2 separate regions of the Homo sapiens genome follow, and region 2 is linked to region 1. Evidence: chromatin contacts called from ENCODE Hi-C or POLR2A ChIA-PET data. All regions are on one chromosome and are shown on one strand. The core of a region is the stretch at or near the end of the contact, and the rest is flanking DNA. Distances in the headings are between cores, read along the strand shown.

Region 1 (5,971 bases), core at 523-3,022:
GTTATATTTAACATCATCCACCTATCACCTTGCCCAGTGCCTGGCGGATATTAGGTTCTCAACAAATATTGGCTAAATACATGAAAAATTTATTGAAGGCTCAGCTCAAATGCTACTGCTCCTCCAATCTCTTAGGCTTTCTACAGGACTCTGTCCCCATCTTGGGGCACATTTTCACAATGTGTTCATGTTATCTGAGTCTTTTTTTCCTATCCGGCCATGAGCAACCTCAAAGTCTTATTTACCTCGACATTCCCCACCGCACCTTGCATAATGCCTAACACATAAAGGGTTCTTAGCAGTAGATGAATCTACACACACGTCCAGGAAAGTATAAATGATGGCCGCAGGCTCTAACCAATTGCAGATAGTAGTGATTGGAGCCCACAACACAAGCACCTTTGAGATATGCAAACAAACATGAGACTTTGCCCAGGGAGAAATTAAAATTAGAGCTAAACTTGAAATACAGCGGTATGTGGGTGGGGGGATTGGGAGACAGGCCCTTATTCAAAAACAGAGAAGTGAAATCACTGAGTGATGATTTATTTTAAGTGTGTTTTTCTGTACTATCTAGCTTTTCTTCCCTTGAACATATTCTAATTTTGCAATCAGAAAAAAAAAATCCACAATAAATGTTATAAAAACAAACCAACGGAAAATCAGTGGTGATTTTAGACTACAAAAGTCACCCGTCCCTCTGTTTCCTTACTACAACTTTGGACTTCAGATTCAGGGCCCTCTCAGGTGGGGCCCATACATTTTGTAAGGAAGTGTTCTTTCCACCCCTCTGAAGCCACGGGGGATAGGAAGGTGCCAGAAATGAGTGCTTCAGCAGGGGCAGCTCTCAGTTGCTCCCTAATGCAAATGCTGGCAAAGCTCCCAGAGCCAGGAATTGTAGGGAGAGAGCAGAAGGAATCAACCCAGCGCAAGATCAGGACCTCCACAATATGCTGATCCAGTGTCTGGTGTTTTGTAGCACTTGTGCATATTTCTTTTGCAGTACTTTTCACGTGCCATTAAAATTATTCACTCCTCTGTCTATCTTCCCTTGTTGCACAGAGAATTCCACAAGACCAGAGGCAGTGTCTTTACCCTGGTCCTCTAGTTCAGTGCTTAGTACTAACAGGTCCTCAATGTACATTTATGGAATGTTAAAGACTACACTGATAAAGTACTAAAACAGTAACTGACCTAGGTTCCTGGGACATAGTAAGAATACACCAAATACTTTCTTCGGTGCCATGAAGGGCCATTATTCAGTTCTGAAGAGTCAAGCTAAAGCCTGTAATTTCTTGAAACATTAAAGAGACTTCTTTTTGGAAATGCAGCTTCCTCCAGTAAGAGCGGATACATTATGTGTTCTAATCTGCAATTCATAATCAGTCAGCATAGGAGCCCACGGCAACTTCCAAAGAAACCACTCTTTGAAGGAGCAGTACTCCAAGTTTTCCTAAGACATTTCTGAAGGATTTCCAGGAGGTAGTGAGCTCAGCCTAGGGTCATGATTAATAACCTGTTTCCCAGAACTTTAGATTTTCCACCTCAGTCTCCACTTAGGAATTGCTTCTGGCCCCTCGTGAAAGCATTTGGCAGAGTTAATTGGGCCAGTTCAGCTTCTTGTCTGTCACAGCCAGCACCTGTTACCAGCTTCTTCCTTAAGTGGCTGGGCTAGGGTCCTCTGGTCCCAAGAGAATAGCACCCACTTCTGCTTTTGGCCTCAGCACTGGCTGGCTGATTTGAGGTTCAGCATCACTTGACTGGGTGACAGGAAATAATGCTGAGGCTTGGTTTGAAGAGCCAACATGGCAGCTCCAGGGTTCATCACAGGGGTTTCAAAATGATGAGTTCAAAGATAACTTCTGGTTCCTCATGCAAATGCCATCCTATGTCTGAGGGGGCAGATGCCTGTGTACATTGGCTGACATTCTCTTTCTGGAAATTGAGAGCAGCTAATCCTAAGCATGTATTTTTGTACTAACTAAGTGCTTTATGAGCCCTATCTCATTTCATCCGCATGGCACCCCTTTGAGGTCAGTATGACTGTGACCCCCCACTTGACAGAAAGAGAAGTAGGTTCTATAAAGTGAGGTGATCAGTCCAGGATCTCCCAGCTAGGAGGCGGTGAAAGCAGAGCTCTTACCTGCTATCCCCTTCCAATTTCTCACTGAACTCGAGAGCTCTCACCTGCTGTCCCTTTCCAATTTCTCACTGAACTCAAGAGCTCTCACCTGCTATCTCTTTCCAATTTGTCACTGAACTCTAGAGCTCTTACCTGCTATTCCTTTCCAATTTCTCACTGAACTCGAGAGCTCTTACCTGCTACCCCTTTCCAATTTCTCACTGCCCTCTAGATTGTCTAAATCGAAAGAAACGGTAGACACCAACCAGATGCAGGGCTGCAAATTCCCACAGGGGCCAGGGGCCAGGCAGGAGACTAGAGGGCACAGGGGAATGCGCAAATGGTAATGAACTGGAGAACACACCTGCCTAAAGGCATTCAAATTAAAAACAAAACACCACTCTGACTTCTGACTAGAGTTCACTTGTCATCATTTAACAGATGGAGCAACTGAGATCCAGGGAGGTGATATGAAAAAGGCACTGCAGTATGGTGAAATATTCAAGGGCTTCGGGGACAACCAGTTCTCATTGGGAACTCAAGCTCTAGCCCCTGCCAGCTGTGAGACTCTGGGCAATCCACTGCACCTCTCTGTGCCTTTCTTAGGTGTAAAATGGAGATGATCTCTGCCTCACATCATTGCTGTGAAGATTAAGAGAAGTCAGCATATGCAAGATGCCCAGCCCTGTGTGTGACATTTATTTCAGGAAGATACCAAAGCCAAATGAGATCTCTGGACACATCTTTTCCACAACCTACCTCCACTCCCAAGATGCCCTAAACTCACTGCCGGGAGTGACTGAGGTGGGAGAGATCAGCAAACACACACTGATAACAGGAGCAACTTTGACACACAAAACAAGAACTGAAAGCCACCCTCATCTGGTACATGAAGGCCTACCTAGTTGAGGAGTGTGAGGCATTCCACATTTCCACTCTCCACTTCCTGGCAGGGACCACAAAGTCTAGGTACCTTCCTTCCAGAACATCACCTCCTCACCACCACCTTAGGAAAAAGGATGCCTTTTTTGATTACCCCAAATCTCAAGATCCCAGCGGGGCTGGGATGAAGCAGAGGATGCCCTGGCCTTCCCACTGCCCATGCCCATGGGTGGGTCCATGGCAGCAACAGTCCACCTTCATGGGATGAAATGCTGGGGAAGACTGCAGCTTTAGAAGTGCCAAGAGACCCCATCTCTACTAAAAATACAAAAATTAGCTGGGCGTGGTGGCAGGCGCCTGTAATCCCAGCTATTCGAGGGGCTGAGGCAGGAGAATCCCTTGAACAAAAACGGGAGGTGGAAGCTGCAGTGAGCCAAGACTGCACCATTGCACTCCAGCCTGGGAGACAGAGTGAGACTCCGTCTCAAAAAAAAAAAAAAAGAAGTGCCAAGGGCCTTTGAGAACCCTCTTATTAACTAGGACCTTAATTCAAACAAATAGTTTCTAAATACCACAACTTCCTGAGGATTAGGGTCTCTGATGCCCTTAAAGAAAACAAAACAAACAAACAAAAACAAAACAAAACAAAGCAAAAACCTTAATTTGTCAAGACCCGGCACCTTGGAAACTCAAAATTCAAGATCTGACGTCTTTTGCTTTTTTTTTTTTTTTTTTGCACTCTGGCTGTGGCTATCCTTCCCTTGTGGCAGGAGAGGGTGGCTCTATGTTAAATGATGAAAGAGGGGCAAATAGAGGGATTTTCCCCCTTCTTCTCCCTCTTTCTTGCCAAATGAGGAACTAGGATGGCGGGCTTTAAGTTTAAATTAAGTTGTGTCTCCTTTGTACCTATGTGCCAGGCTTTCTACTAGGCAGTGGGGCATAGTGATGGGCTAGACAGACACGCAGAGAAGGTGCAGATGGTCTAGTGGAGACATGGGGAATTGAAGTTATGCCAGTAATTATGTAAATACAGTTTAGTTCAGGATAATATGAAAACATATAAGTAGATGGTTGTCCTCAGTCAATGGGGTTAGGGAATAATACTGACCATCTAGTGCTCTGTAAAGGGTTGAGCATAACATAGGGCCTAGTGCTTAAGAGATACTCAATAATGCCAATTCCTTCTTTCCTCTCTCCCCAAGTGTATGTGCTAGTGTATGCGTGTGCACATACAGTTACCACTGAGACTTTTTCTTTCTCTTTCTTCAAGAACACCTAATCTGAAAAAGACCCATAAAAACTCAGAAGTAACTTAATGTTGCCTGTTTTATGTCTTCTTTTAACTGTCCTACAGGCACCCGTTTTTAGCTACTCTGGGAAACTGAAAACCTAGGGTCCTTTGCTCCTAAAGCCATAAGGGCCCAATACAAAGGGAAAAGAAATATGGACAGTTCATTTCATACTGAATTTGGAAATACAGAGATCATCTAGTTTTGTCCCCTCATTAGGTACAAATAAAGAAACAAGACCCAGAGAGTGTGAAACACTTGCCCAAGGTGACAGTTTCCTTGGGTGACCCTTCTAATATATGGTAGCTTTTTGTTGAAGCTGAAATCTTCCCGTTAGCTGTAACTTTTCAAATATACTTAACCTGCTAAGAGGGGACACCTCCCCTGTTAGCACACTGCAAGCCATCTCAAGCCACCTAGGAATCCTCCTCAGTTCAGGGACCCACCAAGTAAGGGACCTGGGTACAGCAAGGGCCCCCTCTTTCCCTCTCTACAGAGTAGCTTGCTTAGTTTCAAACCCTGAAAACAGATACCAACAAATAAAATGCCTAAAGGCTTACATGTCCTGTTTATATTCCAGGCATAAACAGCAAATTTTTAAAAGGAAGCAATAAAAAGATCGCAAACCCAAGGTTAAAGATTTCCAACCCCTTTCCATCTTGGAGTTTTCCACACAGCTGCTGCAGCACTGGGTTTATATGTGGTAAATTCATGGAGTCTGACCATATCTGTAACTGAAATTTAACACAACAACCATGTTCCTGAGGGGGAAGATAATAGGGAATTTTCACTACTTTCGGAGACTTTTCTTTCTAGAATGTTTAAAAATTATTATACCACCTTTGTAATCAGAAAAAAAGAAAGGGTTTTACAAACACGAATTTCTTAGGGAAGATTTATTTCTTCACCTATATTTGGAGCAAGGAGCTGCTTTTAAAGCTCTGAATACTCTGTCAAAGTTCTTTGAGTAAAAATGAAACAGCATCTGAATGGAGCCCATTTGTGAGACTGGAGGCTCCGACTAGCCTTAGGCAGTTTCAGACAAGGCCATAATTTTCAGAGCAAGCTCACATATATCATTATATAAAAATAGACATTTTGTGGCCAACAGGCTGGAAAGCAAGCTCTCCAGAGAGCTCTGCCTCCAAGCTCTGCTTCTCCCTGGGGGTGTTGGGCAGGGGAGGAGAGTAAAGTTCTACTTACAAGACCAAAGTTTCCTCAAAATCCAGTGGTCCTCAGTCAGAAGCGGAGGCAGAATTTAAGAAACCAGGATTCAAGGTTAGCAGTCCAGACCTGTGGTGCGGGCAGGATTCTCACTTTACCCTCCTCTCTGTCTCTTCCCCGTGTCTCCTAAATGAAAAGCACTTTGAGGTTTTAGTGGGTGTTTCCCATGTCTCGGGCCAAGTAAGTCCCCATTTGTTGTAATCCAATGCTCAGCCTGATGATGTCAACCACACAACTCACTCACTCAGTTTCCACCTCTCTGTCCACAGGAGAGATCCATTTCCTTTGGACAATGAGCCAGGGGGCTGTAACTGCATCCCAGGCCACCACGCTTGCCTAATATCCTTCCTTCAATTTTCAACCCTGCAGCTTTAGTGACAAAAGGCTTCCTATCCACTCACTGAGCCAGGGTTCCTGGGTAAATTCCTTTGCTTCTTAGTGGGTTGTCTGCTTT
Region 2 (6,632 bases), core at 3,265-5,764, 1.3 Mb before region 1:
CCATGTTGGTCAGGCTGGTCTCAAACTCCCGACCTCAGGTGATCCGCCTGCCTCGGCCTCCCAAAGTGCTGGGATTACAGGTGTGAGCCACCATGCCTGGCCAGAATTTCTTATATTAAGTCCTAGGTATTTGAATTCTCCTCTTGCCTTAAATTTCCCAGCATGTTGAAGGCAGGTCATAGGACCATAGGCAAGGAAGGAAAATTAATACTTAATTGAGCACCCACTAGGTATGCCTGCTCTGTGAACATACCCTGTGGAGATCCCCATTTTTACAGATAATCAGGTTGAGGTTTAGAGGGGTAACTTATCCTAATAAGTCTCATAGCTAGTAAAAGGCAGAACCAGGCACAAAAATCAAGCAGGGAAGGAACCAACCAGGATTCACATGTTGTATAACACTCTAAAGTCTATTCTCTCCATGATATACCCTAAACTGCCTTCTATGGAACAAAAAAAAAACTAGACAAGTGCTAGAATATGCAACATTCAGTTTTATTGACCCCAGGATGGGACAAGGAAAAAAGTTCAGGGAGCCTGGCTGAGTCAGCTCCCCAGAGGGGCCTCTTCCCCTGTAGGAAGCCTCCCAGCCCAGCTCACTTAAAGGAGACGGGTTAAGTGAGTCATCTCATGACTGGGGCAACTGCTACCAAGCCCCAAACCTCAACCTCACCACCTGATGTTTTATCTCTTATCTTAGACCAGGGGTTGCCATTTATTTTATTTTTTTTAGATGGAGTCTCACCCTCCCAGGCTGGAGTGCAGTGGCAGCAGGATCTTGGCCTACTGCAACCTCTGCCTCCCAGGTTCAAGCGATTCTCCTGCCTCAGCCTCCCGAGTAGCTGGGATTACAGGGCCCCCGCCACCACACCTGGCTAATTTGTGTATTTTTAGTAGAGACAGGGTTTCACTATGTTGGCCAGGCTGGTCTTGAACTCCTGACCTCAAGTCATCTGTCCACCTCAGCCTCCCAAAATGCTGGGATTACAGGCGTGAGCCACCATGCCCAGCTGGATTGCCTGCTTTTTTAAAGACCTTTGAGCTAAGAAAGGTTTTTACCTTATGAAAATGTTAAAACAGGCCGGGTGCGATGGCTCACGCCTGTAATCCCAGCACTTTGGGAGGCCGAGGCGGGCAGATCACGAAGTCAGGAGATCGAGACCATCCTGGCTAACACGGTGAAACCCCGTCTCTACTAAAAATACAAAAAATTAGCCCGGCATTGTGGCGGGCGCCTGTAGTCCCAGATACTCGGGAGGCTGAGGCAGGAGAATGGTGTGAACCCAGGAGGTGGAGCTTGCAGTGAGCAGAGATTGCGCCACTGCACTCCAGCCTGGGTGACGGAGACAGACTCCTTCTCAAAAAAAAAAAAAAAAAAAAAAAGAAAAAAAATATTAAAACAAAACCAAGAATATACAACAGAGACTGTATGTGGCCACCTGAGTAAACTAAACAGATTAAGATTTGCTGACTCCTGTCTCATTGAGCTAGACACATGCTAGGTAGCAGGCCATGGTAGATGAGAAGACCCTTCAACCTTGTCCTTGTTGTCCTTGTTCTGGAAGGAGGGCCCACGGAAGTACAACAGTGTAAGGGAGTGTGTGTGTGTGTGTGTGTGTGTGTGTGTGTGTGTGTATGGGTGGATGTGAGTGTGCACAGGTGCATGAGCATCTCTGGGCATCGAGAATAATCAGAGTTGGACCTGCTCATAAGGCCCAATCCAGCTGTCGGCCAGTTCCCGCAGGGTGCTATACCTCCGCTCAAACTCCTCCTTGGTGCAGTGCTGCAACAGCTGACCCACCTCCTCGGTGAGGTGAGTCACTGCCAGGTGCTTATCCAGGGTCTCACTCCACTTGCTGCCCAGGATGCTGTCTAGACTGGTAGCACAGCCTGCCGTCCACTGAGCCGGCAGCATGTCGGGCTGGAGCACCTGGCGGCGGGCACTGAGCATGGCTAGGATGTGGCGGCAGGGCAGGTGGAAGGCCTGGTTAAAGTAGCAGCTGCAGCTGGCAGGGGGCTGGGGCTGCACCTTATGGGTATCTTCCAGGATCTGTATGTTCATCTTTTCTGAGCCAGAGCCAATGAGGTGTGTGGATTTCTGGACCACAGCAAGCTCGCCCAGGCACAGTTGGGCTGCTGGCCCTGTGCAGATGGCATTGAGGGAGTGCTGGATGTGGGATTCTACCAGCTGCTCCAGTTTGGGGCTTTCGGGGATGGTGTCTGAGGGAGCATGATTGTTCTGGGCACACAGGCCCTGGTTGAAGTTTGCCTTGTCTGCAGAGTTCTGCTGCATGTAACGGAACAGAGAAGCCATACCTTGTTTCTCAGATGGGGTGGTACCAAAGAACTGGCTGAGGATGTGGGTGGTGACCTCGAGGCTCTGGAAGTAGTGGCTGCTCTCAGCTCGGCTTCTCCAGCGGTGAGCCAGCCAGATGCGGTCGTTGAGCAGCCAGTGTGAGTGAAGCTCGGGCAGCTTGGCTGGAGGGATGCAGTTGCTCAGGAGTGTATACAACTTTCTCAGGTTGCCTGCTGTGGCTGAGCACATTGTGCTCTGCAGGGAGGTCAGGAGCAGCCTTTCCACGGGCCGTTCAAGGGACAGCTGATAGAACTTGGCCTGGAGGAACTTACAAATGTGGAAGGCTGAGAGAAGGACCTCAGCTGTGGGGAACTCCATAGCTAGGATAGGCAGTGGAAGGAAATGAGGATCCACCAGGATGGTACAGACTCTCTCCCATGCTGGATTAAACTTCTTGAATACTTGGAACATCTGGGCCAGGCCTTCAGTGTCCTCCTTGGCAGGGATGGCAAAGTAGACTGCTCGGGCAAGATGACCCTCCAGCTGCACCCGAGGTCCATCCACCAGGAAGGTATATAAGACCTTACCCCTTGGGTTATAGGTCCGGTGGATAAATAAGATCTCAGGGAAATGGTCAAAGACACTTTGCATAAAGCAGCTCTGGTAGTTGAAGGTATCTAACTGGGCAGTCTTGTTAACCTGGTGCAGCAGCATAGGTGGGCTTGAGTCCTTAATCAGGAGCCCATTCAGCATTGTCAGGGCCATGGGAGAGATGGGAGCTGTCCAAATGCCAAGGTCAAAATACTTTCTTTGCAGGGCAGCTGACCACGGGGCTTTGAGTCTCTCAAGCATCAAGTAAGTTGAGGCTGGAGGCTAGACAATCATTCCCAGATCTTTTTTCCAAAGATGGGCCTATGGAGAGTAACAGAGGTTTAAGGAGACAGCAGGGACCTGGCTCTTCAATTATTCATCCACACAATATTTGTTGAACACTTACTATATGTCAGCACTGTTCTAGGGGAAGATACACAATAAACATGTAAACAAATAAGCAAATATATATCCAATAATGAAGCTTACAAAGACCATAAACCTGAGTAACATGTCAGAGAGTAAGCTGGGGAAGGGAGGGATACTTTAGTTAAAGTGGTAATGGAAGGCCTCTCAGGGGAGAAGGATGACATTGGAGCTGAAATCTAAATGATAAGAAGTTAGCTATGGAAAGATATGGTTCCAGGGGATTTAAATAGGTATGGCCAGAGCTGCATATGGCCTTTTAAAAAAATAGCATTCTAGCCAGGTGCAGTGGCTCACACCTGTAATCCCAGTACTTTGGGAGGCCAAGGTGGGCAGATAACTTGAGGTTGGGAGTTCGAGACCAGCCTGGCCAACATGGTGAAAACCCGTCTCTACTAAAAATACAAAAAGAATTAGCCGGGTATGGTGGCCCATGCCTGTAGTCTCAGCTACTCGGGAGGCTGAGGCAGGAGACCTGCTTGAACCCAGGAGGCTGAGGTTGCAGTGAGCCGAGATTGCGCCACTGCACTCCAGCTCTGGGTGACAGAGTGAAACTCTGTCTCAAAAAATAAAATAAAATAAAAATACGATTTTATATTTATAAATGACTGATTGGCATCCATTCTTTCCTTTGGTCCTGGTATGTATAAGAGAACTGCAATTGCTCCAAACTTGCTGTGTTATCTTGGGCAAGTCAATGACCCTCTCTGAGCCTCAATCCCTTCCACCATAAAATATGGCTAACAAATGTGCATAGCTTCTCCTGCCTCTACTATATCCCTCTTTTAGCAGCAATACTCTATTCCATTGTTTCCTCTATTTGGCCCCAGACCGAGTTACTGTCCTCATTTTACAGATGATAAACTAAGGCTCAAAGAAGCTAAGTGACTTGCCCACCATTACTCTGTAAGTAGCTGAAAGTTGAGTCTTTGGTTCGGGATCCTGACTGCTGTCCACAGTACCTGGGGTCCAAAAACCAACAGAGGGAATACGGCCTTTGACCTCTCACCTCTAACCTGGGTGGGAGATGTGGATGTCTGACATTCCCAGAGTCCAGCTGGAGCCGGATGAGAAGAAAACCTCCCTCCCATCCCTTTGGGAGCTGTGTGACGGCTAACTGCGGTGATCCGCTGTCTCACACTTTCACCCCTTCAGGAAGCACTCACCCACAGCCAGGCTCCGTCGCCATTTCTCCCTATTTGACCCTGCCTCCGACTCTGACTGACATCCAAACTCACCAACCACAGCGTCAGCATCGCAGTGACTCGGACCAATGTCTGAGGAATTCGCTTTCAGGCTTTAGCACCACGGACCAATCGTAGCGTGACGATTCGCGGGCGGGCCGTGTTGCCAGGGTTACAAGGAGCTGGCTGGAGGTAAAGATACTTGCATCTGGGAGAGCTGAGCCTTGAAGCTGGAGCTCCGGGGCTTCCCTTCAGGCTAGGCGACTGGAAGGACACGTTACTATGGAAACTCCCTCAAAAGCAGAAAATGAAAAGGAAAATAAATAGCAGTTATATATATATTTTTTCTTTTTCTTTTTTTGAGATGGAGTCTCGCACTGTCGCCTGGGATGGAGTGCAGTGGCAAGATCTCGACTCACAGCAACCTCCGCCTCCCAGGTTCAAGCGATGATTCTCCTGCCTCAGCCTCCTGAGTAGCTGGGATTACAGGCACCCGCCACCACGCCCAGTTAATTTTTTGTATTTTTAGTAGAGACGGGGTTTCACCCTGTTGGCCAGGCTGGTCTCGAACTCCTGGCCTCGTGATTCGCCCACCTCAGCCTCCCAAAGTGCTGGGATTACAGGCGTGAGCCACCGCGGGTTTTGTTTTGTTGTGTGTGTGTGTGTGAAACTCTAAAGCCCCTGGAATTTAGGAAACAGTGCATATATAGTCATAACGCATATTCTACCTTATGGGGAAACTGAGTTCCAGGTCTCAAATTCTACTCCTCCTTCGGGGATCAGGAGCCCAACTTTTAGAGCTGAGGAAATCCAGATCCCCTTAAACAAGCCAAAACTTGGCATTCTCTAGCCCAACCCCCTCCAGTATTCTACAGAATGATGCCATGACTTATTTAGGGTCCTACTACAGTAGTGCAAGGGCCTACTAACTGGTCTCTTGTCCTCAGTTCCCTTGAAGATGGCAGACTTAGAAAACTGGGTGTTTACCAGGCCTTGGAGGATTAAGATTACCAACTAGCAACATCAAATCAGTGTTGGTACTTACGCATCGAAAATGTTATTGGGCTGGGTGCAGTAGGTCATCCCTTTAATCCCAGCACTTTGAGAGGCTGAGGCAGGTGGATTGCCTGAGATCGGGAGTTCAAGACCAGCCCGACCAACATGGTGAAACCCCATCTCTAAATACAAAAAATTAGGCAGGCGTGGTGGCACATGCTTATAATCCCAGCTACTCAAGAGGCTGAGGCAGAATCGCTTGAACCCAGTAGGCAGAGGTTGCAGTGAGCCGAGATTCTGCCATTGCACTCTAGCCTGGGCAACAAGCAACAAGAGCGAAACTCCATCTCAAAACAAAAAACAAAAAGGTGCTTATGTAAACCTAGAGGGGAAATCTGGGATTAGAACAGGCCAACATGCTAATTTTTACAGAGGAAACTGAGGTCAAAGAAATTGCCCACAGTTCCCCAGCAAGTTGCTGGCAGTCAAGTCTAAGATTCAGGTTTTTCCCCCACACCCTCCAGTCTATTTGGCCTCTTCCCGCTAGAATATAAGGAAACCTGAAATCAACCTTGAAGGCTTAGTTGTAGGAAGGAGGCAAATTAAGACGCAGATTGCCAAATCCTTGAATGTGAGGCATCAGGTTCTATTTGGCTCCACAACCCCATTAGGTTGCTAATACTTAATTTTCTTTTCTTTTTTTTTTGTTGTTGTTTTTTGCTTGAGATAGAGTCTCACTCTGTCACCCAGGCTGGAGTGCGGTGGCACGATCTAGGCTCACTGCAACCTCCGCCTCCTGGGTTCAAGCGATTCTCCTGCCTCAGCCTCCCAAGAAGCTGGGATTACAGGTGCGCCACCACGCCTGGCTAATGTTTGTATTTTTAGTAGAACAGGGTTTCGCCATGTTGGCCAGGCTGGTCTCGAACTCCTGACCTCAGATGATCCATCCACCCGCCTCGACATCCCAAAGTGCTGGGATTATGAGTGTGAGCCACTGCGCCTGGCCTCAATTTTCTTTAAAATTAATAAATCCACCTAGAGCAGCCACTTCCTAACTGTAAAGTCGAGTCCTATTGCTATGCAATTCCTCTTCCTTCCCTGATCAAGCAGAACACATTTCCCTTGTTTAATTTTATTAA

The links. Hi-C counts contacts between places; a loop is a spot of excess contacts on that map. ChIA-PET counts read pairs that join two places held with the same protein, here RNA polymerase II (POLR2A). Pooled maps may share reads with other maps.
Region 2: a pooled map shows a loop between it and region 1 (4-fold over the local background). The contact joins the promoter of ZSWIM1 here to the enhancer-like site in region 1. A Hi-C loop is called at or near these places in 1 of 50 pooled maps. POLR2A ChIA-PET finds 5 or more read pairs at or near these places in 2 of 52 experiments (OCI-LY7 and RWPE1).

What each region holds. Positions count from the first base shown.
Region 1 is chr20:44,582,257-44,588,227 of GRCh38, reverse strand. PKIG (cAMP-dependent protein kinase inhibitor gamma) reads right to left here and starts at 5,649. Exons shown (of 4, transcript NM_001281445.2): 1 at 5,497-5,649. Within about 2 kb of position 1,772, at least 7 of the 41 ENCODE cell types and tissues checked have a DNase peak (open chromatin) inside an H3K27ac peak, as active enhancers do; they include OCI-LY7, where a contact is called at or near this core.
Region 2 is chr20:45,879,109-45,885,740 of GRCh38, reverse strand. It overlaps ZSWIM1 (zinc finger SWIM-type containing 1), which reads right to left and starts at 4,514. Exons shown (of 2, transcript NM_080603.5): 1 at 4,480-4,514; 2 at 475-3,208. The coding sequence starts at 3,148. The coding sequence ends at 1,691. ZSWIM3 (zinc finger SWIM-type containing 3) reads right to left here. Exons shown (of 2, transcript NM_080752.4): 2 at 6,619-6,632. RefSeq lists enhancers at 4,425-4,504, 4,755-4,804.